Linked DNA regions of Homo sapiens: region 1 is linked to region 2. Evidence: chromatin loops called from intact Hi-C (ENCODE). Cell type or tissue: A673. All regions are shown on one strand. Links, peaks and the distances in the headings refer to the core of each region. The heading gives the core; the rest is flanking DNA.

Region 1 (16,148 bases), core at 4,970-12,969, 440 kb after region 2:
TCCGTCTGAAATTTTTTTCCATGGTAGCTAGACAATTGAAATTATACACAAAGATTTTTTAACTCTCGGATTTTCATTGGAAGGGGACGTAAATAGTTTTTGTACTAATGCCTAAACAATATTGGATCTTCAATCAAAAAGTATTTTCAGGGCAAATAAATGATAGTTTTAAGAGGGTAATAAATAAAAGCAACACCCGTGCTTAGTGTCTCAGGGCAACTTGAAAACAGCTCCACTTTCAGGGAGTTAAATTTGTCCTTTTTACAATCAACTGCAACTTTTGCCTTCCTTTGGAAAGGACGACAAAAAGATTTCACGCACAACTTGACCGGAACAAAGGGACATCATGCCAGTTTTTCTTTTGTGGGGTGACAACTAGAAGAGAGGAAAAGTTTATTTTAACCATACTTGAGTTGTACTTTTGGAACCCTCCTTTAAAGAGAAAATGTGACGGCAGATCTTTCAACTTAAAAATCGAAGCTATGGGGCTTTGGGGCAGAAGGGACAGATAGCGCGAGCAAAACTGAAAGTCGGTGAGGGGAAATTTTGTCTTCGTTCTCAGACTAAGTTGCCTATTTAAAATGAAACTTTCTTCTAGAGCAAAATCTCCGTTCCCCTAAGAGCTGTGCTTCCCCCACCCCTTCCGCAAAAAGAAGCCCTTGGGTATTTGCAGGTTCGAATCCTCAACCTTCCCTCCTTTGAATTTCATTTTCCCAAAAGAGTAGAATTATTTCTCCCACCAGCTTCTGCAGCGTTAGCATCCGAAAAATCGGGTGGGTGGGGCGTTGCAGAAAGGGTCTGCAGTTGGCCCCGAATTCGGAGGAAGGAAAGTCCCTGGAAGGGACCGCAGTCCCAGCCCCCAGTCCTGGGGACCGGTCCGGATCAGAGGCCCGGCCACCCACTTCCACCCAAACTCCTCACGGGAGGGGGCTGTGGAAACCCTGAGAGGGCAGGGAGCTGGAGAAGCAAAGAAATGTACGTGTGTGTGTGTGTGTGTGTGTGTGTGTCAGGGAAGTAAGCGGTTCCCGAAGACACAAAACTTCAACAGTCCCCTATCTATATGGGTAGAGGAGGGCGATCAAGGTCGGCCGCCCTGGTGTTCTTTTAAACTAGACAGGTGGACGCGCTAGCAGCTTAGCTAGGCAGAGCTGGGATTCCGGTTTCCCCTGCAGACTGACACTCCCTGGAGCAGGTGCCAAAGCCCTTTGGGGTGGGGTCTCCTCCCCTTTCCCCTCTCTCAAGCCTGCCCACTCTCGGCGTCTGGACTTCGGAGGAAACTATAGTTTGCTTCCCGCAGCCCTACTCCCCCACCTTCTAATCCAGGTGCTGGGCTTGGGGCTCGGAGAGAACCTTCCCCCAGCACGCAGGGCTCCTGTCGCTTCTTTTTCCTTTCCCTAAGAGGCCGGACAAGGGTGAGAACAAGACTAACAACCCCATATCTCTCCCTGCCCTCACGCAAAGTATCTTTTGTCAACCAAAAAGTTAAGGGCAGTCCCCTGCCAGCTCTGCTAACCTGGCGTTTTGAATTTTAACAAGATTAACGAAGAAGAAGGAGACAAAAAAGGACGCGTTTGGCCTCACCACCCAGAAAAACAAACAAACAAAAACTTTCCAAGATCCAACTGGCAAATCTGAAAAGTGACGGTGAATTGTGACAGTGAATTTCTGAGCTGAGAGGCCAAAGAGAATTAGTGGGGCCCGGCTTCGGTTTTAGTTTTATTCTCCCTGGGCTCAGCCAGCCCGAGCTTTCAAACAGAAGAAACCTGAAGCTAATGAAGATCTCAAACAGAGCCACAATTCCGAGGGCCCCTTTTCCGCCACAAGCACCCACTGTCCATCTGCACGTGTAATCACAGAGACTTGCCCTGTCTTCATTACCAGGGGATCCGAGGAAAGGGGAGAAAATTCTCTGTCGTGAAAAGGAACCTTGTGTTATCACTACTATTATTTGTGTATAGCGACCTAAGAGTTTCCTTGTCCTCTTCAAATTCCCCTACAATATTGAAACAGCATTTGTTGCCCCATTCTTACAAACGTTTGAGGCCTTTCTGGAAAACCATTACCATTCAAAGGCTAGAAAATTGCTCTCCTTCCTTTTTTTTTTTTTTTTTTTTAAAAAAAAGGCAGGCGCAGCAGCAGCTATAACAGATAACAAAAACTTTCTACCGCATAATCCTCGCCCTCAGAATGACAAAGAAATGATATTGACTTACCCCCGAACGGATGATGTGTTTGATAAGGGAGGGAAATTTTTTTTTTTTTTTGAAGATTTCTGTTGAGGAGCTGCACAGACAGCTGCAATTCATGGGCGACGCTGATTGCCAGAAACGCTATGGATTGGCATGGGGTCTGCAGCTCACAGATCCCTGATCAATACCCCTACACTAACACGCCAGATGGTTTGGGGAAGGACAAAAATAAAATAGTCCAAATCAACCCACCATTATGTTTTTTTGTGTGTGTATTGCTCTGATAACCTAGTTGTAGCATAAATGTGTTCTACCCTGACACAAAACCTGACAAGATTTCGAGCATTGGGGTAGAAATTAGCAGCTCTCCTCTACCCTAGATTTGGGTCGTGGTTACTGTTGTATAGTAAAAACAAAGATATTGGGCCCCTTATGCAGATTGGGTTTACTTGTGGTCTGTTTATCTTTTTCCGTGAATAATTTATAAAGTATCTCTTTTAATTGAATGTTCACCTCTCTGTGTGTGTCTCTCTATACCTAAAAACAATTTTATTGTGGAAAACACATACGAAAAACTCCGATAGTAAATAGTTATTTTCCTGCAATTGCTAACTCAAGTTCAGAATGTTTTTCTTTTACAGTGCAATAGCCTATAATAGTCTTGTTGTCGAAGCTGCATTTTATTTTCATGCTTCTTTTGACCCATTTAAGTTTCTGATCTTCAAGAAAATTGGACCTGTGAATGTGGCATGCTAAGTGAATATCCAGGTCCTGATATAATGCTTGGTACAACTGTTTGTCCAGATTCTAATAGCCGTGAATTAGCACTTATCATACCACATTTCTATACAGTGTGTTTGTAAATCAAATGCTGGTGGGGAGGGGGGAGAAGAGGAGTGTAACTTCAAATTAAAAGAAAAAATTCCAAGTTGCAGAACTTCTTAAGGTTAAAGTATGGATGCTAAACAAGGGGCAGTTAGAAAGCCACTTTCCCTTATATTTTCTTAAAGAACTATAGAGAAAGAAACATCAAAAATATTTCAAAAAATACTTGAAAATCGTATTAGTATTGATACTCCAAAAATTGTCTTGAAGTAAAAAACAAATATTGTTCCTTTTTAGAAAGAAAGAGAAAAGGGCATCCAAACCTAATTCAGTAAAAATTAGGGTGCTCACTAAACAAGCACATCCATTTTCCTTTTAAATGGATTTTGGGTTGAAACATAAAACCTCAAACCACCATTATAAAAACAACGTGAAAAATCTGCTTTAATTCTAGTCCAATGAAATTATACACAAAGAAGCCAATACGATTTCATGATTTCCCTGAGATCGCCAATATTGATCGAGGGAAGGCGGAGGGATGGTGGGAGTGAGGGAGGAGGGAGGGAGGAAGGAAGGAAGCGAGGCAGCGAGAAAATGCAACTCACCTTTCTGCTCCCAGGCACACCGAAATATAATTCCCAAAAGCAGGTTTATCTCAGTGTCCTGGCAAATGAGTTTAACATTTTGAAAATTTATTTAAATGGCAATTTATATACCTAGGTTTCTGTATGGAGGAAGCATCAGCCTAGGGTAACTGGCCACTCCTTGAGACTGAAGCCAGCAGAGCAGCAGAGGCTACCTTAGCACTGGGGCATATCAGACCCACTACTTCCCAGTTCTGCTTCTCTCCTGCTGTATTTCAGTCCCTGTGCACTCATGGACCAAGAACAGGTTGCACTCTCGTGAACTTTTGCTCAACTCAGTATTATATTTCAAACATTAACTGACTCAAATCATCCCAAGTGTCCAGATGCCATATATAAGGTAGGGAGTGCGAAGAGAGACAGTAGGAGGGGGTGAGGAGGAGAGGAAAAACAGAGAAACCAAAATCTGAGTTATTTTACCTGGCTCCTGTTGTGACACTAGAGATGTGAGCAACCAGAAAAGTATGTCTGGCAAACCAGAGGATCTGCCGCTTTCTTACTCAGGCTTTGATAACACAGAGAAGACGCTATTTGAAAGAATAATTGGCAGCGTATTGGCCAGAGCTCAATGAAGTTGATCTATGAATAACGTCACTGTACATTCATGTGACAGGGTGGGGGTGGGGGTGTTGCTCTGAAGCAAGAAGAGAGAGGAGGGCGGCAGAAAAGGTCACTGAGACTAAGAACTGTTTTCCAAATGAATCAAACCTTTCTCTGGCACCAAGAAGGGACATACAGTATTCCGAGCTCTGCCCTTGTTTTCTTATCAAGTTTTCTCTAACAGCTGGAAGTGGTTGAAGGGGGCTGTCTTAAGGAGACCCCCTGCTCTTCTTTTGACAGCTGATCAAAAGAAAATAGGTCACGCTTCTCAAACTTATGTCCACCCTGTCCTTAATTACTGTCTCTTTAAACAAAGGCAACATCTGCGCAACCTCAGCTAGCTTGAATCTTCGGAGGCAAACAGAGCGCAACCTGCTTTGGAAGAATCTTGTTACGTTTAAGGCTTTATGCCGGGTGTTGGCCTCTCTGTCTTCAACTACCCCTCCACCCCGACTCGGACTGCAGAAATCTCCAACTCTCTGTCCCCCAGTTCCACTCCCACCTCCAGACCTGGGGTTGCCAAACAACGGAAATTCTAGGAAGACGTAGGTGCGGTTTTTAAAGCCTTGGCTTGTGAGCGTTCTCAGGCTGGCCGGGGCGCTGGTCTTTTCAGAAACAAGGTTTGAATATGCAGGTGTCAGCCAGGATTCCTTGTCGTCTGCCCACCGCCGTTTCTCTCCCGGGATTTGAGAGAAGCGGGAGTGTGTGTGTGTGTGTGTGTGTGTGTGTGTGCGCGTGTGTGTGTCTCGTGTTAGGAGAAAGGTCCGTGGTTGCCGTCTCAGCTGGTTTGCTTACTCTCTGCCCCCAGGAGAAGTTTGCTCACTTGGGACACCAGCGACCCTCCTCACCTCCACCTCACCGGTTCTACACTCTCCCCACTTCTTTCCAAGTCGCTGATGCAGAAAGCACTTGGTCACCTTGAAACGGCAGCTCCCGGAATTCTAGTTTTGTTTTGCAATCTAGCAGGGCTCTTCGGAAGCCTCATAACTGAGATTTATGGGCTCACCGGGTAATTAAATGATGTTATTGTGTTAACTTTGCATGCATTACTGCTGCCCGCGCCGCCCGTGGGCCGCCGGCCGGCCGCAGCTCGCTGGCGACGAGGGCACTACAGTTGCTCTGACCGCGTAGATTATGCATGTCCCGGCCTCGGGAATTTACCATGCATTAGAATACATTAGCGCCTGCATTTTAAAAGGCTAAACTATTGGCTCCCAGCTAGGGACTCTCGGTAAGTGGCTTGTTAGTGACGAGTGTTTGTCTATACTGGCACATAGCGGAGTCTTTTGCTCCCGGCTTACTCGCCTCCAGGAAAGCTTTGGGGTGAGGCGAAGGCGATTGAAGCAATGCCCCTTCCCCCAGATCGCAGCTGCTCAGGGGGGACACAGCACGGCATCTTTCACCGAATCTCTCTCGCTCGCTCGCACTCCAGCCTCCCTCTCCCCAGCGACCCCCCCACCTTCTCCTCCCTCCCTCTCCTTGACGTTTGATTCCAGTAGCAAAGGAGGTAAAAAAGGCACCGAGCCGTCAGCCAAACCTGAAAAGTGCGGCCCCGCCCCCTCCACAGCCACTGGTAGCTTCCCGTGGAAGGCCCGCCTCCCGGGGCAGCTGCGGCCTCGGAGTGGTTGCGCTTGGCGCCCGTCGGGCGTGGCCCCGCCCCAGGTCCGGGAGGGTAGGTTGGCTGCCCCGGCGAGCGGCAGAGCCCTTCTGGACAGCTCCCGCTCACCCAAACAGAAGACGTCGGCGCCGGAGCGGGCTCGGACATGGCGAGGCTGCGAGCCGGCCCGAGCGGCGGGGCCCGGTGATCCCTCCCTCCCTCCCCGTCCCCTCCCCTCTCCCGCACGCACGCCCCGTCCGCCCCCACCCCGCCCCCACCCCGGGCGAGCCCGCCCGCAGCCCGGGGCGCACACCCGCACGCGCACTCCTCTCCACTCACTCCCGCGCCCGCCCCCACTCCCGCAGCCGAGCCCCGCCACGCGCGCCTTGCCCGCCCGCCGGCCGCCCCCGCCGCCCCCGCCGCCCCCGGGCCCTGATGGACTGAATGAAGGCTGCCTACACCGCCTATCGATGCCTCACCAAAGACCTAGAAGGCTGCGCCATGAACCCGGAGCTGACAATGGAAAGTCTGGGCACTTTGCACGGGCCGGCCGGCGGCGGCAGTGGCGGGGGCGGCGGCGGGGGCGGCGGGGGCGGCGGCGGGGGCCCGGGCCATGAGCAGGAGCTGCTGGCCAGCCCCAGCCCCCACCACGCGGGCCGCGGCGCCGCTGGCTCGCTGCGGGGCCCTCCGCCGCCTCCAACCGCGCACCAGGAGCTGGGCACGGCGGCAGCGGCGGCAGCGGCGGCGTCGCGCTCGGCCATGGTCACCAGCATGGCCTCGATCCTGGACGGCGGCGACTACCGGCCCGAGCTCTCCATCCCGCTGCACCACGCCATGAGCATGTCCTGCGACTCGTCTCCGCCTGGCATGGGCATGAGCAACACCTACACCACGCTGACACCGCTCCAGCCGCTGCCACCCATCTCCACCGTGTCTGACAAGTTCCACCACCCTCACCCGCACCACCATCCGCACCACCACCACCACCACCACCACCAGCGCCTGTCCGGCAACGTCAGCGGCAGCTTCACCCTCATGCGCGACGAGCGCGGGCTCCCGGCCATGAACAACCTCTACAGTCCCTACAAGGAGATGCCCGGCATGAGCCAGAGCCTGTCCCCGCTGGCCGCCACGCCGCTGGGCAACGGGCTAGGCGGCCTCCACAACGCGCAGCAGAGTCTGCCCAACTACGGTCCGCCGGGCCACGACAAAATGCTCAGCCCCAACTTCGACGCGCACCACACTGCCATGCTGACCCGCGGTGAGCAACACCTGTCCCGCGGCCTGGGCACCCCACCTGCGGCCATGATGTCGCACCTGAACGGCCTGCACCACCCGGGCCACACTCAGTCTCACGGGCCGGTGCTGGCACCCAGTCGCGAGCGGCCACCCTCGTCCTCATCGGGCTCGCAGGTGGCCACGTCGGGCCAGCTGGAAGAAATCAACACCAAAGAGGTGGCCCAGCGCATCACAGCGGAGCTGAAGCGCTACAGTATCCCCCAGGCGATCTTTGCGCAGAGGGTGCTGTGCCGGTCTCAGGGGACTCTCTCCGACCTGCTCCGGAATCCAAAACCGTGGAGTAAACTCAAATCTGGCAGGGAGACCTTCCGCAGGATGTGGAAGTGGCTTCAGGAGCCCGAGTTCCAGCGCATGTCCGCCTTACGCCTGGCAGGTAAGGCCGGGGCTAGCCAGGGGCCAGGCTGCTGGGAAGAGGGCTCCGGGTCCGGTGCTTGTGGCCCAAGTCTGCGCGCCGAGTCACTTCTCTTGATTCTTTCCTTCTCTTTCCTATACACGTCCTCTTTCTTCTCGTTTTTATTTCTTCTTCCATTTTCTCTTTCTCTTCCGCTCTTCCCCTACTTTCCCTTCTCCCTTTTCTTTTTCTTTCTTACTCTCTCCTTGTCCCTGAGCTTTCATTGACCGACCCCCCCCCATTTCATTCGCCCTCCCCTCAATGTGCCAACCTTTGCCCTATTTCCGATCTTCCCAGGTACTGGGAGGCGGGATGGGGGTGTGCGTTTTCCTCTAGGAGCCCTGTCTTTCCAAGACCCACAGAAACCAGGACCTGCCCTTATTCAAAACCCCATGCACTTCAAGTCTCTTTTAGACAACACATTTCAATTTTCCGGGCTGACTAGTCTCCCTGTGCAGAGGCAGTTGAGAGGCTTTGCTCTGCAGAGGGAAAAGAGCTCTCTACTCTCCCACCCACCATATAGGCAAACTTATTTGGTCATTGGCTGAAGGCACAGCCTTGCCCCCGCGGGGAACCGGCGGCCAGGATACAACAGCGCTCCTGGAGCCCATCTCTGGCCTTGGCGTTGGCGCAGGGACTTTCTGACCGGGCTTGAGGGGCTCGGGCCAGCTCCAATGTCACTACCTACAGCGAGGGCAGGGTGTAAGGTTGAGAAGGTCACATTCACCGCTTTGGGAGGACGTGGGAGAAGAGACTGAGGTGGAAAGCGCTTTGCCTTGCTCACCGGCCGTCCTTGCCCCGGTCCCAGCGTTTGCTGGGATTTGCCAGGATTTGCCGGGGCTCCGGGAGACCCTGAGCACTCGCAGGAAGAGGTGCTGAGAAATTAAAAATTCAGGTTAGTTAATGCATCCCTGCCGCCGGCTGCAGGCTCCGCCTTTGCATTAAGCGGGCGCTGATTGTGCGCGCCTGGCGACCGCGGGGAGGACTGGCGGCCCGCGGGAGGGGACGGGTAGAGGCGCGGGTTACATTGTTCTGGAGCCGGCTCGGCTCTTTGTGCCTCCTCTAGCGGCCAAGCTGCGAGGTACAGCCCTCTATTGTTCTAGGAGCACAGAAACCTCCTGTGTGGGCGGCGGGTGCGCGAGCTAGAGGGAAAGATGCAGTAGTTACTGCGACTGGCACGCAGTTGCGCGCTTTTGTGCGCACGGACCCCGCGCGGTGTGCGTGGCGACTGCGCTGCCCCTAGGAGCAAGCCACGGGCCCAGAGGGGCAAAATGTCCAGGTCCCCCGCTGGGAAGGACACACTATACCCTATGGCAAGCCAGGGTGGGCGACTTCCCATGGATCGGGTGGAGGGGGGTATCTTTCAGGATCGGCGGGCGGTCTAGGGGAACAATTCGTGGTGGCGATGATTTGCATAGCGCGGGTCTTGGGATGCGCGCGGTTCCGAGCCAGCCTCGCACAGCTCGCTTCCGGAGCTGCGAGCTCAGGTTTCCACCCCCGATCCCCCGGGCTTTCCTCGCACCGCTGAGCCCAGCTTGTGGGGTGCACTCGACCAACGCCCGACAGGGCTGGGGAATGTGACAGGCAGCAGGTTCACCCGGGCTTGGGGAGGGGGAGTTTCCGCTTTGACAGCATTTTCCTTTGCCGTCTGCTGGTGGATTCCTATTCCCAGTCGGTAATCGCCCCGCAGTGTTGATCTAAGAAGGTAAAGAAAACTAGGTTTCCCTGCAAAGAGCCTCCCCCAAATCGGCGGACTCCGGATACTTTGAGTGGATTTAGAAATTTATGTAATCTTTCTCCTTTAGTTTATTTTTCATCCTCTCCTACAGTTTTCTCTGATTTGCTGTTGGTTCGGGGCAAGATAAAGCAGCCAGTAGAGAGCGATAATAATAGCGGCGGGAAATGAACTGGAGACTGGCTGACAGTTCTTAACATTTTGTCATAGATCCCCCCGAATGTCCCAGGCTGTCTCTGGTGGGTTTTAGTACCCGCCGGCTTCTTGGGCACCGGGGACCAGAAGGAACTTGGCAGCTGGTCTTAGGGGTACAGTTAAAGGCAGGATGACAGCTATTCTCCTGCTCATCTCAGAGCGCTGCCGCCCCCTCATGCCGGTCGCGCAAAGAACACAGCTTTTAAAAAACACGTGCCTTCTGCCCATATAGGTCTGAAAGTGATGAGGAAAGTAATGCTTCGCCTATTAGCGAGTTTCAGCTTTTAAAATGATCCCAAGCGTTGCTGAGATGAGAAAGCGTGGCATCCCGGGGGTCCTCAGCCCCACCCGCGCCCATGGTGCAAGTCTGCAGGGACAGGCCCGGGACAGCACTGCCCACGCTGCTAGATTTTCCGCAGAGGATCGCTGAAGCTGCCTTCGTGGGAGACAGAATGCCTCCTCCAGCGAGTGGAAAAGGCCTGCTGAGGACCCCGCTTTGCTCGAGCATTCAAATGTGTGTCTGTTTTATTACCCTGGGTTGAAAAGGGACAAGAGCTTTAGCCTTTTTATCTGGCCATTTTATCAGCAACTACAAGTGTGTTGAGTGGTTATTATTACATAGGAGGCTTTTCAGTTTGGGGTCAGTAGATCAGTCTCTTCAGACACTGATGCAGAAGCTGGGACTGGTAAGTAGGTATTATGTGCTCGGAGCGCTAGGGGACAGGAGCAAATGGAGAAGAAAAGCGGAGGCTTTCTCCGCCCGGAGTATCGATCGGAATCCCCGCCGGTACGCCGCAGAGGGCCCTCGCCGTTGGGCCCCGGGGGTTTAACAAGCCCAGCCGCTCCGCAGGCGGCTCGGCCGGACTCTCAGACCGGTGCCTGGAAGACACCGTCCCTGCCCCCCTCCCGCCAAACCTGCCTCTTCTCTTTCTCTCATAGGTTATAGGTTCCCTTTCTCTCTCATTTTGGCCCCGCCCCCGGGTCCTGCCAAACAGCCAAGCAGGCCGGGGTTTAGGGGGCTCAGAATGAAGAGGTCTGATTTGGCCAGCGCCGGCAAAGCTCACCCTTAGGCGAGGTCACAACAGAGGCAGGTCCTTCCTGCCCAGCCTGCCGGTGTAGTCACAGCCAAGGGTGGCACTTGAAAGGAAAAGGGAGAAAACTTCGGAGAAATTTAGATTGCCCCAACGTTAGATTTCAGAGAAATTGACTCCAAATGCACGGATTCGTTCGGAAAGGGCGGCTAAGTGGCAGGTGGTTGCAACCCCGCCCGGTCGGGCCTTCGCAGAGGTTCCCCAAGACCAGCCCTTGCAGGGCGGTTTTCAGCAACCTGACAAGAGGCGGCCAAGACAAATTTCTGCGGGTTCGAGCACACACTCTCGGGCGTTGGGCCCCAGAGACCTCTAAACCAAGCACAAACAAGAAGGGAGTGAGAGAACCCAGGCTAGAACTTGCACGGGCATCCCACTGAGGAAAAGCGAGGCCTCGGTGGCAGGCATGTTTTCTTCCGACGCCCGAAAATCGAGCCGAGCGCCCGACTACATTTACTGCAGAGGTTTCCGCCTCCAGTGAGCCCGGATCCCCCAGCGGCCTGCCCGGAGCTGGTCTCCAGTCCCCGCCGTAGTCCGACGCACGGCCCTCTCCTGGCAGCAAGCTCCCAGCGGCCAGTCTGAAGCCAATTCTGTTCAGGCGGCCGAGGGCCCTTAGCCAACCCACCATGATGTCGCCTGGGCCACCTGATGCCCGCAGCGGCGGGACACGGCCCGGGCAGTGCGCAGTGGCTCCTGCTAGGGGCACCGCGTGCGTGCTTGTCTCCCGCTGCGCCGGGGACGTCCTTGGGTGACACGGGCCGCTGGGCACCTCCCAAGCCGAGGAAACGGACCCCCTTCGCAGAGTCTCGCGCCCACCCCCCAACCTCCCACCTCGTTTCTCGCTGCTAGGGCTCCCGACTCAGCCCACCTCTCCTGGCGGTTTAGTTAGGGATCAGAGCTGGAGAGGCTGAACGCAACCCGTGCCAGTACGGAACAGACGATATGTTTGCCTGCTAGCTGCTTGGATGAATAATTGAAAAGTTCGCTGCAGTCTGTGCTTCGTCAAGTCCCGGGTGCCGGGAGAACACCTTCCCAACACGCATCAGGGTGGGCGGGAGCGGGCAGAGGAGGCGGGACCCGAGGGAGGAGAGTGAACCCGAGCAGGAGAAGCAGCCCAGGCAGCCAGGCGCCCTCGATGCGAGAGGCTGGGCATTTATTTTTATTCCAGGCTTTCCACTGTGTGGTTATGTCACTTTCTCAAACAAATGTGTATATGGAGGGAGATCGATGCTGATAATGTTTAGAAGATTAAAAGAGCATTAATGCTGGCAACAATAACGTAAACGTGTGGACCCAGATTTCATTGATCTGGAACTTGATCCGGCGCGTTTCCAGTAAGCCCGACGGCGCGCTCTTCCCAGCAGAGCGCTCACCAGCGCCACGGCCCCGCGGTTTTCCAGCGGTGCCGCTTCGCCAGCTCTGCGCGGGTTCTCCCGTCTGACCGCAGCTCCTCCCCCGCGAGGCCCCAGCCCGCCTTACTTCCCCGAGGTTTTCTCCTCCTCTCGCGGGGCTCTCTGCCCTCTGCACCCCCTCCCCCGACCTCTGCACCACCCGCCCCTGTGCGCACACACCGCTACTTGCGCTTCCGGCGATCCGCCTGGGCGGCTGGGTCCGCGAAGCCAATGCGCTGAACGGTGCCCGAGTCTTCCTAACTATCCTGTGCTTGGCCGTTGCCACTGGGCCCTGGTGACTAAGCCCAAGTTTGAAAATGACGTGGCTAAAGCTGCCTGCTAACGGCAGAGCTTAATCAGCCGCAGATCCCCTCCTATCCTCATCGGTTCTCGTACTAAAAAGGCTCACGCGCAGACTTTTTACGCAGGTGCATTCGTTGGACAATTAAACGTGGCCCTAGTAACAAAAGCCTGAGCTTCATCCCTCCGAGTAGCAGGCTCTGCGCTGGACTGGTCGGGTCTAACAGGGAGAATCTTGTGTCCTACCTTGGCTGGGACAGGAAGTAAGAGAAGCAAACTGGGGAACCCCTGCCCCACCCCTTCCCACCCCCTGGACGTCCTGGGCCGAGGCCCGGGTCACTGGCCCATCGCGGGTAAGGAGGTGTCCTGTGGAACACCTGCATTGACTGGAAAAGAAAGAACTTTAAAGCTCTTCCTTCCCGCTTGTGGGGGACACCACCACACCCTGCCAACCACTCCCCTGGCCAAATGGTGGCTTGTTTTTCCAGAAGGAGCACTAAGGTGAATTTTATGGAAAAAAAATAAAAGATCAGGGACCTAAGTGGGAGTAGGATGAGAACTAATTCTTCTGGGTTTTTTTTTTTTTTTTTTGAAATTATGAATCCCACCTGTTGAAGAAGGCTGAGCTTTTCCAACAGCGGGTATCAATCGGGAGGGAAAGCAGTGTTTTCCAGCCCTCTCCAAGAACAGTAATTAATAAGAGGAAGGAAAAGAGAGATGGGAAAGCAAATCGTGCATTGTTCTGCTTTGAGTTGAGGCAGAGGGTAGGCTGGTGTTTCTTCCTCATCTTCCCACTAGTGTTCTTCCTTAAAGAAGGGAGCTTTGGTACACCACCTTGGTTCCTAGTCAGAAAGTGCCCTACCGGACCCTTTTAAACTACAATGAGATAGCTGGGTAATCAGATATGTAACTAAGGAGGAGAGCAGGTGGTTTCCCTTTGGTCTGGCGGACAACTGGCTCCCTCCCCACAGCCCCCACTTGAAAGACTCCTAGGCCCTGGGAGGGGCGAGTGGGCCTTTAGAGGATAGAATCATAGACTCTCTCCTACTCCCATCTTAGAATTCCAAGATTGGGCAGGATTCCTGGTGAATGGTGAGGTCTGGGCAAAGGATAAACTGATTACCCCAGATTCTCTGTCCCTACAAGGCACCAGCAGCTGCTTCACTCTCCTTTTGAGCCAGGTCTGCCCTGAGGTAACAGTACCCTAGGCCAGTTTTACCATCCCAAGTGCCAGACTTCAGCCCTGAGGGAAGGAGAGCCAGCCTCTCCTGCTGTCTTCAAACCAAGGCTTCATTTTACAGTCACCCCCGATATGAGAGAGAGCCTCCCCACCAGGTTTTCTGGCCTTTAGACACTTCTCTTCAAAGAAGAGACCAGAGGAACAGGACTGAAAAACTCTCAGGAAGAAAGTCCTGGGCTCCACACTCCATGGCTAGTGGCTGGATTTGGCAGAAACTGTCTTCATGAAAAGTGGTATCATGGAGGGGGATCCCTGGAGCAAGGAAGACCTCAAGGGAGAAGCAGAGAGATTTAGTTTCTGGGTTCTTGCCAAAGGAAGGGAAATTAGGAGGGAATAAATAGAAATAATTGCCTGTATAAAGGGCCCTGGGGAGGAGGGTGAAGACAGAGGCACCCTAGGCCTTAAACTTCATCTAGACTCCCTGGGCTGTGCTGACTTCTGACCCTTTTAGGGACCTTTGTTTTTGCTGACTTGGGAAAAGTTGCTTCCTCCAGGGAGACAACTCTTCTTAGAGGGGAGAGTCCATAATGAGGAAGCCCTCTGGGGTGATTTATTTATGCTGTCAGGTATAGAGCTCCGTCAGGCTAACTCACCCTGTGGGGCCCTATCACCCCCTCTTATCACCCAGGCTTTTTCCCTAACCAACCTCTGTGCCTTTGGGGGAAAGGCTTTTTGATTTCCCAGTCTCATTCAAGGCAATGGCTGAAAAATGTGCATAGGTTTTTCTAGGGGCAGGTGGGGAAAAGGTAGGGACGTGGATTGTGTGACCCAGCCCATCTAATGCCTGACATGGTGCAGATGGGCAAGACTTGGAGGCAGGCTGTGGGCTGTGCAGATAGAGATAGCCTCACTTCGGGAGCAGGATTCCTAGAAGCTGTGGACGTTTATTATGAAAAACTGTCCCACACAAATTGTCCCAAAGGGCAGGGAGGCTCTGCATTCCACCTCGGCACCTCTTTCACCATTTGAGGACCCATTACTCTTCTGTAGAAAGCAGACTTTGTTTGGGTTGGAAGCACACCTCCAATGTAATTTAATCAGCATTGGACTTTGGCTCTTGTAATCAAATATACATATACTTTCTCCTGCAAGAAGAAAAATAATTTCTCTGTAACTGGTATTGACTTGAAGTCATGTAATCTCTGGAAAGCATCACATTTTTAAAGGGAAAGGTAAAATTAAGGGGAAAAGAACCCGCAGTGTTAGTGGTTTGCTTTGTCATACTAAGAAGAGCCAGTTACCACTTAAGAAAGGGCAGAAGAAGCATTCCTAGAGCATAAATACTTGTGCTGCTCCAATTGTAGATATTTCATTTACAGTTTTCTCTGTGCAATCAGCCTTGGAGATGGTTAAGGATAGGAAACTAGGTTGACTGGCTCACCAAATTCTAGAATGTGGGCTTTATTACTTATGTTGCATTGACATCCTTGAAGGAACCTGTTTGACGGCTCATTTTTCTGCCGTATTTGGAGAGGCCACAGGCAGCAGCAGCTCCTTGAGTTCCAGCAGGATCTGGGTGGGTAGCAAGCCTTTCCTTTTAAGGGTGATTGGCAGCCATTGGCAGCTTGCTTCCCACTCCACCCCAGTGCCCTTGAGCATGAAGCTGTGCCCTACTGCGTCCTCCTGGAGCAAGCTTGGAGTCCCCACCCCCCAGGGTGAGGTTCTGGGCTTTGCCCAAGTTGAGTCTGCTAGGGAATCTGTTGTAAACACAGATCCATTGATTTGCATTTGTCAGAGAGTAAAGTTAAACCAGTGAAAAGAGAAGCCCTTATCCTTTTATGCAGGGCCAGGGAAACCTTTCATATTGATCCTATTGATCCAACCTTTCCCTTTAAGGAAACCACATAGTTAAAGACCCTCGTTCAATAGATTTACCCTTCGTGCTTGTGATATTCCTTTAAGTGTTCTCATCTAGGATAGCTGGGCATTAAGCCCACACTCCAAACCAAACAAAAATGGGAAGGGGGGTGGGAAGAGAGGGGGTCAGGAGGCAGAATTGTGGGAAGTGAAATTAAATCAAACTGAAATGTGTAATGACCCAGTTGGGGATGTTTTTCTCATTCTTCTAAAATGACATGCAGGGATAAAGACAAAATAGATGCATTTGGCATCTTTTTTTTTATGAGAAAAGAAAATCTGTTTATATGCCTAGAGTAAAAATGTCTCAGGAACATCATTTTCTACTGTAAAATTATTTCAATTAAGCCACCAGTTTGCTTCATTAAGATTGGTTCACTTAAAAGCAGTGATGTTGCCACAATTATTTTGGTTCATTTGTAGCAAATCAGAAAAAGGATTCTCCCCAGAAATGCAATATTTTGGACTCTGTATATGAGCATAAACACTGAAGTCACTTGAAAAGAGAGAGGATTTGGAGTTTTTGTGTTCTGCTGGATGTGGGAAGCAACGGGTAGAACTTTTGTTGTGGAGCAGAGTAGACGCAATAGGAATTGCCAGATATTGCTCAGTATCCCTCTTGCTTGTAGATATGAAAATGTAAGTCTCATTTGCCTCCAGAACCATCGGCACAATCCATTTCATTTCTTCCCTGATCCTTTTTTCCTGTCTAAATAACATCCATTTGTGATTTTTTTCAACACGGTACATGACCTGTTTCTAATTGGCTATCTCTTGGGTTGTTTTTGTACATTCAT
Region 2 (16,148 bases), core at 2,753-10,752:
CATTTCTTAATTTGGAAATGTAAAATTTTTAGTAGTTTTGACAAATGGTTGTAACCAAAAGGTTATCAGCTAGGATAGAAATAAAATTAGGCTGCTGGTAGATTAGGAAATCATGTAGAATTAGACGATGTCTGGTAAAAATTTTGTTTTCCTTTCAACTTTGAGGCAGTTAGTCTAATAGAACCCTCAGTGGAGTTAGAAGTGCCCAGAATTATTAGGAAGTGGGCAGGGGAGGCTGCCTCATTACTTCCTTCAGCTTTCAATCAGTACAAAATGGAGCTTAAAATCAGGCTTTCAGCAGACAGCAGGATGTTCCATATCTACCTATCCACAAATATTCCTCATTATTTTTAGCCTGTAACTGTCATATAGCACTTAAACTTATTTTTAAATGCTTTGCTAATGTTTCACTTGAGTAGAAAAACGCACATGATATTCTATAAAATTTACCTGCAAATATACTAAGAAGAAGAAAAAAAAACTGGATCTTTTCTAAGCTTAATACAAAAGGAGTAACAAAGAATAACATATCTTAACCAGAAACAGTATCATATGAATTTACTGTTAGTGAAAATTATGGAATTTAAATACTTAATTTTCTGAGCATCTTAGAGTATGACTTGCATTGAGACCTTAAAAAATCAAATTTAAAACAAACCTGGATAAACAATGAATTGTTCAGAGGAAAGGAAGCAATTACTTTTCAGAAACAACATATTCTTCTCCATGCTCCCTGGCAGAGTGTTTTCAACTATGATTTGATCAATAATCTCACAGTAGTGGCAGATATAGAAAAAAATAAATGTTTATCACACTTGTAAACATCTCAGGCAAAGCCACAGTGTTTGCTGAGAAGACAACGTTCATTCTTGAATTTCCCCATGGGTCAGATCTGGGGGGCATTTACTATTTGACTTGTAAGGTTGGGTATTAATGACTCAAACCAGAAGTTAATGCATTATTGTAAATATTATGTGGGTGGGTTGTTGCCTGACAAAGTGAAATACAGAGTTATGCTGAATTATCCAAAGGGTGCTTATCTCTATTTGGACCAATAACGAAGACCTTGTCAACCAAAGGAGGTAGGGAAAAGTTGTTTATTTAGGGCTTCTTAAAAACAAACAGATATAACCTACAGCTTTTTTTAAAGCCTTTGAAAATTATTCACTCCTTGTAAAAAATATATTTTAATTCATCTTGGGATTTTTTTTGGCACTTGGATTGATCTCTAGATTCCATCTTTTTCAGAAGAAAGATGAATAAATTACTTAGAGTATAAACAGATGAGCAAATAGCGGCCTATAACAGTGGGATGTAAAATGTATATAGCAAGAGCTAAAAGTGTTGGAGAAGGTAATCAGCCTTTCTCCTTTGCAGTTTTTTAAATTCAATTATATGTCTCCTGATTAAATCATAAACGTGTATGTGTCTGTGTTATAAAACTTTCCTTCCTCCTGGATCTGATATTAGATAAGCCATTTTTCTTGATCATCTTTCCAGGAAGGATGAAGAGCAGCGGAGAAGCCACACTTCTTATCATGTATGGCTTTCTTTATGTTCTGTGCAAAACAAAGCAAAGGAGTGAAGACAAATCAGGTGTATATTTGGACATCATGGGGCTTCTAAAACCTGGGAGGAGAGTGCTGAGGTCATTTTTCAAAAGTTTGATATCAAAAAGCCCCAAGGTATAAGCAGTGAAGACTTAGGTATCCGTAATTTTTGTGCCTGTGTTACTCTCTCAGACCCATGAGAGATTGGGTTTAAACTCGGGTCTCTTGGGAGCTGTGCTCGTTCCCCAGGATTTTCACTGGGCATCACAGCAGCAAAGGTCAACTGCTGCCATCTCTCTGCACATATATTTGACTCTGCAATTGTAGGCATAATGCAGGTATTTTATGGGTTCTATTTGATAACATTGGGCCAAAGTAGACCTTCCTAAAACATGGGAGTCGGGGCATACTTCGTGGGACATAATGATCTGCAGGGAAAGAGTTAAACTCTATCAGCAGACTTGAAAACAGTGGTCTTAGTAGCTTTGAATTAATCGTTTAACTTCTGTACTTCTTTACTCTGCTGTTTGCTTTTATAGCACATCCCACATAGAATTCTATTAAGGAATATGAGCTGAAGCTAGAAGGTCCACTTCAATGAGTTTGCCATCAAATGATACAATAACTGTTAAAATCTTTGTAAAATGTCATTATACAAAAGCAAGTCACTAAAAATTAAATGTACTAAATTGTGTACATAGAATGTCATCTTTCTTACCCAAGGAATAGTCTTTTTTTGTGGGTCTGAATGTGATTTAAGTGGCTATTTATATAAGAGAAATAAGTGATTATTCTACTTATAAAATGAGAGCATATATTTTAAAAATTTAAAAATACTGAATACTTAAGAAATGGCAGGCCTTATTCTTGATTGTCCCAAGTTCTTGATGGTACATCGTAGCGCTTAATAGCTGAAGAAAACAAGCTTTTAGCAACAGTTTTTCCAACTACTAGTATGAATAATGTGTCATATATAAGGTATTATTTCCAATTTCCAATGTCTGGGGATGTCCTGCAGGAAGAAGTCAGAGTTATGAAAATATTTATGGAATCTTATATTCGCAAATATAGTGTGAAGAAGTTTACAGAGGCTGTCAGTGAAATGAAATCCTCACAGTATAACCTTTTAGTTTGATGTGAGGCTGCATGGCAAACAATAACAGAGTTCTAAGTCTTTTCATATTCTACAAAATCCATCTGGTTTCTTTGTACTGTGTGTGTTAGAAGAAGCCTGGTGAAGAATTTAGGGTTTGGGGGAATGTTTTTGAATACAGAAATATAGAAAAGTTAAATTTGTTAGATGGGTGGAGATATTAGAGATAAATATTTTAGGAATAAGTAAATATTAGGAAATATATATGAAGTAGTGATAATGGTTTATGTATTAAACTTCAGTTGAACAGAAAGAGAAATCCATAGAACTCTTTTAAACCACTTATTCTGAGGTGACTAAAATAATAGGAAAGAGAAGTAAAAAATTATTTTTAATCTTTCTCCATGATGTCAGCCCCTATATTAGTCTGGGCTATCTAAGTCCTTGAAAAATCTCTAGAAAAAAGGGTGGTGGGCACTTATCAAGGAAAGATGTTCTTTGTGTTGACAGCTGAGAAAAGGTAGAGATATATTATAGTAGAGAAAACAACTAAGGAAAAATAACAGAAACTAATGCAAATTTAATGCTCTTACACTATCATCTTATACAATAAATCCAACAATACCAAGGAGACAGGAGGAAGGATGGCAAGAAAAGTAGAAAACTGCGGAGAACCTTGTAGCTGGGGCAGAAATAGGACTGCTAGAAAACCCCCCTAGAGAACGGACCACCCAAGGCCTTGTCAAGATAGTTCTCTGAACAGAAGGGATCTCCCATCTTTTGACCGCTATGAGCTTCTCCTGTCAACAAAATTCCCTCCACTTCAGTTGCATTTGAGGCAGAATTCTCTGTGACAAATTCCTATCCTCTGGACCTGGAACAGTGCTGCAGCTGGCCAGCGTACCACAATTTCCTCAGCTGGGAGCAGACTGGGCATGAAGAATTGGAAGTATCCAAATATTTTTAGTCATAGAATAAGAGCTCTAGTATGGAAACATTCAGGGAGAATGTCAGTAAACCAAAATCCTGACAGTATAATCCTTCCCTTTATGAAGTAGTTTAAAAGAGATTTATTAGTATTTGTATTTAATTAACTAAAATCACATTTATACTTTTAAAAGCCTGTTATAAACCAGAAGTAATTCAGTGGCCAAGAAGAAGAGAAGGCTTAATGAATCGTATTCTTGCTGATTTCCACTGATCCTGTATTATTTAATTTCCTGTTTTTCTTAATAAAAAAGGTGTCAATTAAGCACGATATAAAAATATTGATTTTTTTCTGCCTTCATTGAATATTATTTTTGTTTCCTGTGCCCCTTTGTTGGGTTATTTTAGCTATATGTACCATATTCTGTAAAAAGATTTATTTTTTCTAATGGGCCATAATCATTTTGTTTTTTAGTGGTTTTGTAATCTATTTTTGGAAGAGAATTTGCTCATTGAACATTTGTAAGCTCAAACAGCACTATTTAACTGATTACTCTCTACTCACAAGCCTTCAGAGAAGAGGAAAGCCCTTTTAAAACTGCAGTGATGCACACAGGAAGTGCATGATTGTATTATTTTCTTATAGTTTGGTTGTTGTTCTAGAAAATGTTCAAAAGCTTTCTTCTTGTAAAAGCTAGACTGTCAATTCTGGGACTGTGCTGTTTATTAAAGATAGCTCTTAATAAATTTCTGGTGTAGAATCTTTAGCGTATAGAGGTTTATATATTCTGGAATTTTAAAAATATTTCTCTAAATTCTTTAGCTTTTCAGTTGAATATAAATATTAGTGGACAATAAGAGATGTAAATGTAGGGCCATGTATAGTGAATCCCAGCACTTTAGGAGGCCAACATGGGAGGATCAGTTGGGCCCAGGAGTTGGAGACCAGCCTGGACAACATAGTGTAAAACCATGAGACCCCATCTCTACAAAAGAGAGAGAGAGAGAGAGAGAGAGAGAGAGAGAGAGAGAGATGTAAGTTTATGTTTAGGGCCCAAAAATAAAAACATTAAGAATGGTTTGGACAAGCAATCCTGAATCAATAGCTAGTAATATAAATTAAGCAAAAATGTCTAGCTTATATTTAAAAAATATGTATATATCACTTGTGGCATACACAAATCTACTAGAGAGTGATGAACAAGAATTCAAGGAGAAGAACACTTCCAGCAGATTTACAGGAAAGGCATCCTTACCGAGAAATGGTAGCTTGTGGTTAAGTTTCCCCAAGGGAAATTGTGGGAGCACTGTCGGTTGAGACCTGATGGAAAACTTGAAAATGCGTTCTGGGGAACAGCCTTAGCCTTGTGCTCTCAATAGTGAGCCTTTTGCATGTTCATTTCTCAGTGGATCCAGGCAGGAGCAACAAAAGCTCCAACTCACTCTTTCCTGATGTATCTATTTTTCTGTGCATGTGGCATAGGTAACTGCCTTAATGAGGTAAAATACACATAAAATAACTTCACTTGTTTTAAGTGCACAGTTTGATAAGTGGTAGCAAATGTATACAACCATGTGACCACCACCATAATCAGGATAAGAACATATCCATTACCCAAAAAGTGTCCTTCTGCCCCTTTGCAGTCAGTCCTCTTCCCCTGACAATCACCAATCTTTCTTGCACTGTGGTTTTTGCCTGATTAAGAATTTTATATAAATGGAATCATACAGCATGTAACTGTTTGTGTCTAGCTTGTTTCTCTTAGCATCACGTTTATGTTTATCTGCCTAACCTGTATTTCAATCTGTTTCCTTACTAAGAACTAATATTAAATTTCTGGATATAGAATACCAAATATGAACCCTAACTAGAAAACTGGGCCTGTCTACACTGGAACCGAAATTCTTTAACCATGTTAAATAAAGGAAAAGCAAAAATACCCATGATTAGAGCAGTCATTACTTTTGGAGTTTATTTCTAAACCTTATTATTGTTTGTTCAGGTTTTCATTCCCTTTGTTTTACCCCTCCTGAGGTGCTTTCCATAATAATATCTATATTTTTAAATAAAAGGAAAAATTGTTTTGAGCTTCAGCATTTTGTGATAATTTCATAGTGTCTATGATAATGTACTATGCCCTGAGTTGTCTCGAACCCAGACTAGAAATCTTTGGGTCAGAAAATGCTTACATAAAAAAATTAAACATAACTTAAACCTATATGTGACTGTACTATAATTTTCTTTATTGATATGAACATACATATAGTACAAATAAATTATCTAAATGGATACCTATTTTTGCATCCTAGAAAAATGTAAACTGTGCATTGAAAATAATTATCATAAAAACTAGGACAGGAGTTATTTCTGTAGTCAGACTTTAGCTGCATACATTTTTGTTAAGTATCCAGGAAAGTTTTCCACAATGTGTCTCTGAATTACTGTTTATCGCATCCTACACCAGAAATTATTTAATTAGAAAAATAGATTGAAGAGGATATAAGAAGCTATTCTATAAGCGAAAAGAGACTAAGAAAGTAAGATAACTTGTTGGCTGTCACATTTAGTGATATAGTATTTAGAATATATAATCATGTCTTTTACAAACGTGTAAAATGTTCTGTAACACTTGAATGGCTGCAGCTGTCAGCTCATTTTTTCTGGATTAAGTTTGGTCAAGAAAGAAACCGCCTCATTTTCTAGTTGTCATTTGCCCAGGAAGTAAAAGCAAAATTGTAATGAGGGAATCACAGCAGGAGAGCCTCCTAACAAATGAGAGGCATATATTGACTGGCAGCCAGCATGCCATTTCAGTGATAAATGTATTTTTATACACTGCTGTTCAAGGTCACTCACTGTTGTCCTTGAGTGTGCAGCCATCAAAAGTCATTCAGTTCACATTCTAAACAGTTCTAATAATCAGTGCAAAGATGCCTGACTTTAAAAAATCAGTTATTAATTTTATACAACATTTATGTAAATTATACATCTTGATATTTCACTGCAGTTTCATCTTGCTATTGTTGAAAATTGTTGAGAAATCAAAGAAGATGTAAATTTATGAGGCATTTGTGAGATGCATTAGTATAGATTTATTACAGTGTCCACAGAAGCCAAACTTAAACATGGATGAACTTCAGTAATTACCCCTTCTGTGTTTTGTGCTTCTTCAGTGTTTAAAATTCATAAAGAACTTTTATAAATCTAAGCATTCCAAAACAAAGCTATTATCAATTTAAGACTAATGCTATGTTTGAAATAGAAATTATACTAAAAAAATACAAAAAAGGACATTTTGCTTTTAGATCTGCCTCAATTCAAAGGAAATGTTGTTACTTTTTGAACAACATTTAAAAAGCACTCTTTTTAAAGTCCTTTAAAAAGTCCTTTAAAAAGCACTCTCTAATTACTCAGAGAGAGTGATCTAGTTATTCACCATTTTGTTACTCAAAACTCAAACACACTTTCTAAATATAGAATGAACAAAACCATGTTGTTACTCAGGTTTTTGATCTCCATAAATAGCAAAATGTTCAGGGATTAATCTAGTATTAAATAGCTGTCTTTTCAAAGTTAAATTAGATGCAAAATGTAATGATTTGGATCACACGAATCTTTCAGTAAATATTTTTTAAAATATTATGATTGTTGGATTTAATAATCCTTACGTTAAATATGTGTTCACAGTGCATATTCACAGAAAATCACGGGGCCCTTTATGGTCTGTCTTCAGACTAATTTGCCAACTATGCTTATCTGACTCCACTTCATTCCTTGCACTGTAAATATTGATCATTCTGGAGGGCTTTTTGTTTGTTTGTTTTTCCCCAACAAGCTATACTCTCCTTCCTTTAGGCTTTTGAATATAGTATTCCCTCCGCATGGAGGGTGTGTGTTATACCCTTCACATTATATGTATGTTATATCATACCCTCCGCATTATATTATACCCTCCACATGTGTGTATGTGTGTGTGCGCGCACACACACACCCTAGCCTTTGTAATCATTCATACCCAGAAAATCTCCAAGGTTTCTCACCTGGCCTACACAGTAATCCCATAATTTAACTTCTACCTGAGGTTATGGGTGTAGGAGGAGGTAAATGAATGTCTCCCTGATTTTAGCTTAGAGCTTTGGATGAATCTAATATCTAGGAGCTCCAGATAGGTAATCTCATACTTCCCTCTGACATCCCACACATACCACCCTGGCCTAGTACCACACATATATTCCTCCTGTATATCCAGAGATGTTAGAAGTTATATGTCTCTGGTGTCTACAGTAGACAATTAAGTTCCTTGGGGCTGGCTTGGACCTTGAAATGCTTTTCCCCATAGAAACTATTATAAATAGTACTTAGGAGATTGAACTGGCACTATAAATTCTACAACATTAAGAATTCTCTTGGCTTTTGGAAACTGGCCCAGAAATCTATCTGTCGCATTGTTCCTGTTTAAAGGTGTGCAGAGTTCCAAACAACTGAATTCCAAACAAACTTTAGGACCTCTCATTTGATGGCTGCCCATGTGGAAACACTGCAACCTACTAAACGTAAAAATGTCACTAGCAGGTCATTTTAAAAATTACCACATTGCATACGGAATAGCCAGGAGTGACACAGTAAATATACAGAACTACAAATAGAAGGATTTCTTGTATTTAAAGTTATATTAGTTATCAATATTTTACAGATCAAAACAGTTCTTACAGTTTCACTCTTTTTTAACTTTGCAAGCAGAATTTGCCTTTCAGTGAGCCCATTATGACATTGAGTTCTGAGTTTTTCATAGCTGGAACAGGAAGTATGAGTCAGATTTCTCAGTGAAGTCTAAACTTTCCAAAGATGAAACCCATAAATGGCATTTGTAGTTCTGTATTAACTCGTACTCACACCTTGAGTTGAAGGCCTGTATCATATTTAAAGAGTACTCTTGGGTTTCCTGGTTGACTTCCTTTGTAATTTAACCTTTGGCAAAGCAGTTATAAACTCTGACACCTGAACAGTCATAAATTAAAAATCTGTATTTTATAATACCGTGTCAGGCATCTTAATGTACAATGCTGTATCTAACCACTAATCTCAATTGACTGTTAAATAGAAATGTTTAGCATAAAACTATTATCATATTATAAAAAACTGTTTAAAAAAATGATGTCCTTATCATTTCTAAACTATAAAAGCAACTAAATGTATGTTAAATAATTTTTTTTGTTAATAATCTTCCTTTTTTAAAAAAAGCAGAAGCACAGTTTTAGGGAGCATGCATTTACCATATAATATTACACTTACCATGTAATGTTATAATTTTAATTTCAACATTTAAAGTGATCTGGCAACTATGACTCTCATCTCTGAGCAAGTAAAATATTTTTATGGAAAAATAAAATAGTGCATAGGAGTATGAAATTGTTTATACCAGGAAAATCTGATAAACTTTAAGATTTCAAAGACAAGCTAATATGAAATCTGGAAGACTGTAAGCCAGTGACTTATGGTGGTTCTTCTGAGGGATGGGATTTGATGAGTAAGTATATTTGGGTAGGGTTTTCAGTTTTATTATAAGTACCCCAAAAATAGTAGTACTATAGGTAATTTTTAGTTTCTTTTTTTATATTTTTCCCGGTGTTTTTCAAAGAAAAAAATATTTAAATCAGGGGTGTCTTAATCTTTTGACTTTCCTGGGCCATACTGGAAGAAGAAGAATTGTCTTGGTCCACACACATAAAATATACTAACACTAATGCTAGCTTATGAGCTAAAAACAAAAAATCTCATCTTTTAAGAAAGTTTATGAATTTGTGTTGGGCCACATTCAAAGCCATCCTGGGCCGCATGTGGCCCATAGACCACAGGTTGGACAAGCTTGGTCTAAATAAAAATTATGCTTCTACTAAAAATTATTTTTGCTAATGCAAAGTTCATATATAAAGTCTTTTAAGCCTCAGAAGTGTGTCCAAACTACCTTCTCATATACTTACTCCTAAAGGAAAATATTATATTAAATGGAAAGCTTCTGGTTGAGTTTTAGATGCTTTTTTCTTTAAAGTGAATAAAATTAGCATGCATAGTATTAAAGTGTGCCCTTAATAGCATCTGTAATAAGGCATAGAATGTTATTTTAAGGCACACGTCTCTGGGTCACATGCATGATAGTAATTATGAGCAGATTACTAACAAAGTGCATTCTGTGTTATAAACAGAGAGCATCACAGGATTCACGTCTGCTTGGAAAGAACATAAGTTAAAACATCAAAGCAGTTTTTTTTTTTTCTTCAAGATTGTAGTTATTTAGATAGCTTGTCAGTGGTAGTGCAACAAGTGGGCTTGTGTTATTGATTTTCACCTGTATTACCACAACATTTTTCATTGACAAATATTAATTGCTTATTAAGTACTAAAGAGTTTGATGGTCCAAATATTGAATTTTGTAATGAATTGACCTTTTAGTTTTGCTTATCATTAGGCAGTATGATTGCATTAAAGATACAAAGGTTTAAGCCAATATATCTCCCACTTTAAGAACATTAAATAGATATTCCTCTAAAATTTAATTTTAGTGATAGGATATTCACTTTCCCTTTCATTCAGGTAAATTACCTTTGGCCAAACTATAGGGAATGCTTATATAAATATGAATTGTGTGGCTATAATTAGTAGTAAAGTATCCAGCATTTTTTGCATTGATTCTAGCTTATGAATACAGAGACTAATTGAAATTTGTATCAAAACCAAATTGGTGATTATGATCACTAATGTAGATTTTTTAAAGTCATTAATTTGGTTAATTTTTTTGTGTGTTCGAGAAGAATCTGCATATCTAAGTGAGCAACCAGTACATATGTGTGTATGTATGTATACAGGCATGTACATCCACAAATATATACAAGTTCCAGTTTAATTCCTTTTTTGTTATCTTTCCTAACTTTTTTTTTTTTTTTTGAGACGGAATCTCGCTCTGTCACCCAGGCTGGAGTGCAGTGGCCCAATCTCAGCTCACTGCAAGCTCCACCTCCCGGGTTCACGCCATTCTCCTGCCTCAGCCTCCCGAGTAGCTGCGACTACAGGCGCCCGCCACAACACCCAGCTAATTTTTTGTATTTTTAGTAGAGACGGGGTTTCACCATGTTAGCCACGATAGTCTCGATCTCCTGACCTCGTGATCCACCCGCCTTGGCCTCCCAAAGTGCTGGGATTACAGGCGTGAGCCACCGCTCCCGGCCTCCTAATGTTTAATAGTATATTTTTTCTTTTTATAATTATACTTGGAGAAAAAAATAATTATACTTGGAGAAATCTTAAGTATATTATACATTGGGCTTTCTAAAACATAATTTGTGGATAACTGATGAAATTTAAAGTTAAAATTAGAGAAATTAGAGTGTTTTGAGTTGGCAAGTATTTGTAGATTAAAATGTTAAATTTAATTCAAATATATGTTTTTGATTGCAGAAATTTGACTTTTTAATAATTGATTTTCTGATCTCTGAGTCAGATAATTACTACTTGATAAAGGGTTATCATTTAAAAGTTTAAATACTGTCAACCTTCAAAGCAATTTTGTTATTAACTACATTAATTTATCACAAAATCCTCTTTTAAAGGTGATTTGTACATTGGGAACAACCTTGAAATATTTAATTTAAAAATAAAATATTAGATAAAATATTATATTTCAGGTCTACAATGTGTACAATGAGCCCAGGTCTTTCTTTTCTGCCCACCCCTTATACTGCTAGTGTCTCCTGTCGTTTTATCCTCATCCTTTTGGTCTTTTCACTCTATCTACTCTTCATGGACTTTCTCAACCATTTACATTGGATTTTTTAACAAACATTCCTGGAGAAGCTGCTGTGTACCAGGAACAGGGCTGAGTGCAGGGTCTATTCCTTCCACATCTCTCTATGTGCTGGTTCCTCCCAAATCTGCCTTTCTTTTCATAAACCTGTTCCTAAGCTCCAAATTCATTTTCCTCACTCTCTAACATATTTCTGTGTGCTCAGTCCCTCCACCTGAATTCTCACACTGAGCTCATTATTTCCTCTGACACCTTCCCACTGATCCCTATCCGCCGCGCCCTCCCCAGGGTCTTCTTTCGTTTGTGCCTTCCCTGTCCAGGTCACAGCAGCACCACCAGCCCCGCTTGCCCTCTCCTTCCTGTCCATGCCCACTTCCTCATTCAGCTCCCCATTTCTCTGCTACATTTGCTTCCCAACAAGTCCTTCTTCCTTTCTGTTTCCCTCTTCTCCACCCTCTGCAGAATTTTCTTAAAACTAGTCTGATCTGACCATTCTCATATTTAAAAACTTCAGAAAACTCTCTATTGACTATGAATTAAGTCCACATTTCTTGACACCACAAGAAGGCGGCTTATAGCCTGGCCATAGCTGCCTTTCTGCCTCGTTTTCAAGCCTGCCTGTCTCCACCTCTCCTCGCCCCCTGGTGCTCCCCTAGGCAGAGTGACACGGGAGTGCTGGCCGTTTTCTTGGACCCCTCTGAAGTCTTCACTTGGCACATGTTTGCTTAGACTCATCTCTTGTTCTTCTCACCAACTTCTGGTGGTCCTTTAAAGCTCAGTTCAAATACAACCTTCTCTCTGTACCTTTTTCTGACATCTCCTGCCGCTGGACAGAAACTACTGTCTCCTCGTCTGTGTTTCTGTGACATCTTCAGCACATCTCTATTACGCTGTTGATTGCACCATACCATAGTCGCTTACTGTCAACCTGTTGGTCTCCCATTCCTAGATTCACTGGCAGGGGTCCTATCTCATCTTTATACTCTGATATCTTGCACAGGACCTAAAACAAAAATCTCAGTAAATATTTTTAACTACATTTTCCTAAAACTATTTAATCCCATGAGGTAGGCAAGACAGATAATATTATTTTACAAATAAGCAAATCAGAAAATTTTACCTATTCATAAAACCAGCAAAGACAAATTTTAATCCACTAAGTGAAAGTGGATAGTCTAAGTATAAGTCAGAGGACTGACAAGTAATGTCAGTGTTATTTTGCCACAGTAATTACTCTGGGAGATTTGCAAATGCAATTGCTATGTGAAAAAAAGACATATATTGCATATTTTATGAATATTATGATTTTAATAGAAAAATGTTGGATGTTATATCAAAAGTAGAAGGTTAATTTTATCTTTTTGTAACTTGGTATTTCTTTATATTTTTATTGCATTTATTTTGAACAATGCAATTGTTTTACTATTAAAATTGTATTGGGAAAAGTAAAAATGTGAAAGGAGCTTTAAGTTAGAAGGTATTCATTCTAGATCAGTCTCTAAGAAGTCACCATCATCAAGGGAATTCACTTTTTGTTTTTTTATTTCAATAGGTTTTGGGGGAACAGGTGGTGTTTGGTTACATGACTAAATAACTTGGTATTTCTTAACAAAAGGAATGAACCTTGTAATGCAGAACAACATACAACATAAATTAGGTTATGTTCCAGACTAATCTAATTTTTCAGTTTTAATAAGTGGAAGAGGCATAATAAACTACACATAAAAGTGTAAAATTTCTAAATCTGTAATGTGTCCTAGTGAATATGTTCTATCATTATCCAAAATAAACATGAATCCAAAGGTATGGTAATGTTGGTTAATATATGTATGAATTTTAGAATTTTATTTTATGTTGTAATGTAACACTTTCAAGCATTTCTCTTTTCAGAATGGTGAAAATGTTAAATACTTTTGAAACATAATTTCAAAAAATATAAATTCCCTAGCTTTATAATCTACATCAGACAATTTTGTGTCACCAGGCACTATACCAGGCAAAGGAGAGGTGACAAAGGAGCGGGAACACATGTGAAGATCCTGACCTACTGCTCTAACCAAACCATCTTCCGTTAACCATAACCCAAATCAAAACCCACGAAAATGCCAAGTCCCATCATGACGGACATTTACTTAGGAATGTGATTGCTGTCCAGTGAGTTAGTGTGTACATGTGTCTGCTGAAGTCCTGCCATGTAAAAGCCTGAAATGTCTAGAAAGGGTGGAGATAATCAAGACCATTCATGCTGCTGAGGAACTCCATGTGGAAGCAGGAGGGGAGGGATTTATTTTCATAGCACAGTATAAGACTTCTAGCATGTGTTCAAATAGTTTTCTATTAGAAATACTGAAAAAAACATTTAGCTTTGGGTTTGCCCAGATCTGAAGAAAACATTTTGTGTGACTTTTTAGGCATATGCAAGTGAAACTTTAATAAATATTTCATATGAGCAGTGTAAATATTTGATAATTTATTCACTATTCTTTTATTTAAAACAACCACATTTATCTAAATTATATTAGTATTCAGCAGTAGAGTGTCCATGAATCATCTTTAAGTATGGCTGTGTAATTATATTTTTAAATGTTAAATTATATCAAAACGTTATGTTTTCATTTATGTCTTTAGGCTTTTTTAATCATTATTGAGTCTAAAAGTTGTACAGTACAAACATACTGCTGTCATTTTATTAGCCAAAAATTGGTGGTGATCATATAATATATTAACTTGTGATGTTTGGGATTTTTAGCAAACCTAATTTTCAAAGTATGATTCTATATAATTAATCATTTCAACATGCAAAGAAAAGACATATCAATTATGTATAATTTAATTGGATATTCTATTGTTACTTTATCCTGGAAATATTGGGCCTAATAAATCAGAAGAACAGGGAAGAGCAAGGCTAGTTCCTGATTATCTGCAGCAAGAAAAGGGGAAAGAAGGGCTTAGACATTAATAGGTGAATTAATGTCTAATTGATGGAGAACTTTTCTTTGAATCTGGAAGTTTCCCAGTTAAATCGAAGGGAAAATGCTCCTAAAATCAGTACCTATTTTTTAGAGTTTGCTGTATGATGATTACAGCGTTTTTAAGTTTGGTAAGCAACGATTGGCTTAAATGTTTATTCTCTATTTTTCTATTCATAAAACTTCCTTTTAAAAATAATTTTGATAATTTATAAAGGATCTTAGTGAAAATATAAGCCTCGATACCATAAAAAACTTATTAGGAATGTCAAAATTACAATAATACAATAGTTTTGAGCATGTATTTTGATTCTCACTATTCCTAGATAAGGGTGTTGTATGTGTATATGTGCATATGCACATGCATGTTAATATATAACCCCCCCACAGAAGAAATATTGAAAACTATTACTTGCATCATAAGGATTGTCAATATGTAGGTAGTGAAAAGCTCTTTCAATTCATCAATGTCAGTTTGTCCTCGAATGACATATACGTAACTTTTAGTAACTGAAAATGAGCAGTAAACACTGAAGCTAGTTTTAAGAAATAAAGAGAGCCTGTTTACTTGAGGCATTATATCTTACAATAAAACTTAAGATAGCTCACTTTATTATATTTATCCTTAAATCTATTTTCCATTAAGATGTTAAAATGATATCAAGTCTACTTGTTTTTCCCTCTGAATATATATTCTTTTCAATTAGATGGTGATAGAAAATAATTCATTGAATAGTTTCAATACCTTGGCTTGGAAAATGCCAAAACAGGTTGACTTTATAACATAAAGTTGGCATAATGTGAATAAAAAGCATTGCCTCAGCCCTCCATCAAGAAAAGAAATTATAGAGATAAACACTCGGTTTTCAACTCTCAAATCTCTGTTCAAAATCATTGTAGAACTGCCAAAGGGCAGCATCTAGTCTTATGTGCGTAGACTATAGGAGATAGTACACCCAATAAGAAAAGCTGAGTTCTTTTCAATACTAGAGAGTTTTAGGATTGCATTTACCATGTACTTCCATTTTGGTCGATATTTTTAGTTTTTATATTTTGCGTCCCAAGTGAGAAAGAAACAGGTTCCTAACTCTAATTATCCTTTACTTAAAAAGTGCTTATTTATGGTCCTTGTAGGAAGATATTGCCTCTTTGGGGGTACAGACAAGCTGATGGGAGGGTGAAAACCTTCAGGCACTGAGGACCAGGGAGGGAGGCTGCTGGTGAGAGAGATGGGGCTACCATCTCTGTAACCTGGCCTGGGTATCTGGGGAAATCAACACAGGTGCCTTCCTCCTCCTTAGCCAGTGAAGAAGGCCAGGACAACTCTGTTTTAAGAGGTTTGAACTCCTGGAGGTGGGTCAAATAAAAGAGTGTTTCTTCATCCTCACTGTGACAGTGGGCCAGTGGACCCTGCCTCACCCCACACGAAGGCAGGACTACCCTGGGAAAATGGGCTTCCTATGTCCCAGGCAGTGCTGTCATCCCAGCCGTCCTCACAGGGATGGCAGGGTAGGGGAGATTGCCGTGGACCAGGACAGCACCAGGATAGGAAGGGAGGTTGGGCCAATCCAGGGACCTTCCTGTGTATGTGGAAGCCACCTCCATGCCACATGGGGTTGGGAGTCTAGGGGTTCTGCGAGGTCCCCTGAAATTCAGAAGGGTCTGCAAGGTGGCCTGGCTGACTGTTGCCTGTCCAGAATGAGGAGACGGACACTTCTGCCGGGCAAGCTCCAGCACCGCCACAAGCTCTTGTTTCCAAGCAGCCCTGCTGTAGCTGCCTGGGCTGGGGCTGCACCCAGCCTCCAAGCAC

Evidence for each region. A loop is a pair of places that touch in the nucleus more often than their neighbours do. Peaks named below come from ENCODE experiments on the same cell type or tissue, not always from the same donor. Only the 100,000 strongest peaks of a DNase experiment are listed, where the experiment ranks them.
Region 1: a loop joins it to region 2, with 4 times the contacts of the local background. A loop is called at or near these places in 2 of 110 quality-filtered maps.

What each region holds. Positions count from the first base shown.
Region 1 is chr18:57,429,418-57,445,565 of GRCh38, forward strand. ONECUT2 (one cut homeobox 2) reads left to right here and starts at 5,957. Exons shown (of 2, transcript NM_004852.3): 1 at 5,957-7,527. The coding sequence starts at 6,300. RefSeq lists enhancers at 4,683-5,263, 5,264-5,843, 7,958-8,713, 9,470-10,225 and a silencer at 5,837-5,886. In A673, for the core only: CTCF peaks have their summits at 8,614, 8,813 and 9,635; DNase peaks (open chromatin) are centred at 5,864, 8,624 and 9,633; H3K4me3 peaks cover 2,736 bases; H3K27me3 peaks cover 7,100 bases.
Region 2 is chr18:56,996,485-57,012,632 of GRCh38, forward strand. The region is part of intron 26 of WDR7 (WD repeat domain 7); the gene reads left to right. Among named protein-coding and RNA genes, the nearest start is that of WDR7-OT1, 35 kb to the right of the region's middle. RefSeq lists enhancers at 8,494-8,543, 15,936-16,148. In A673, for the core only: no CTCF peak of the experiment used is centred there; DNase peaks (open chromatin) are centred at 6,317 and 8,407; H3K4me3 peaks cover 723 bases; H3K27ac peaks cover 734 bases.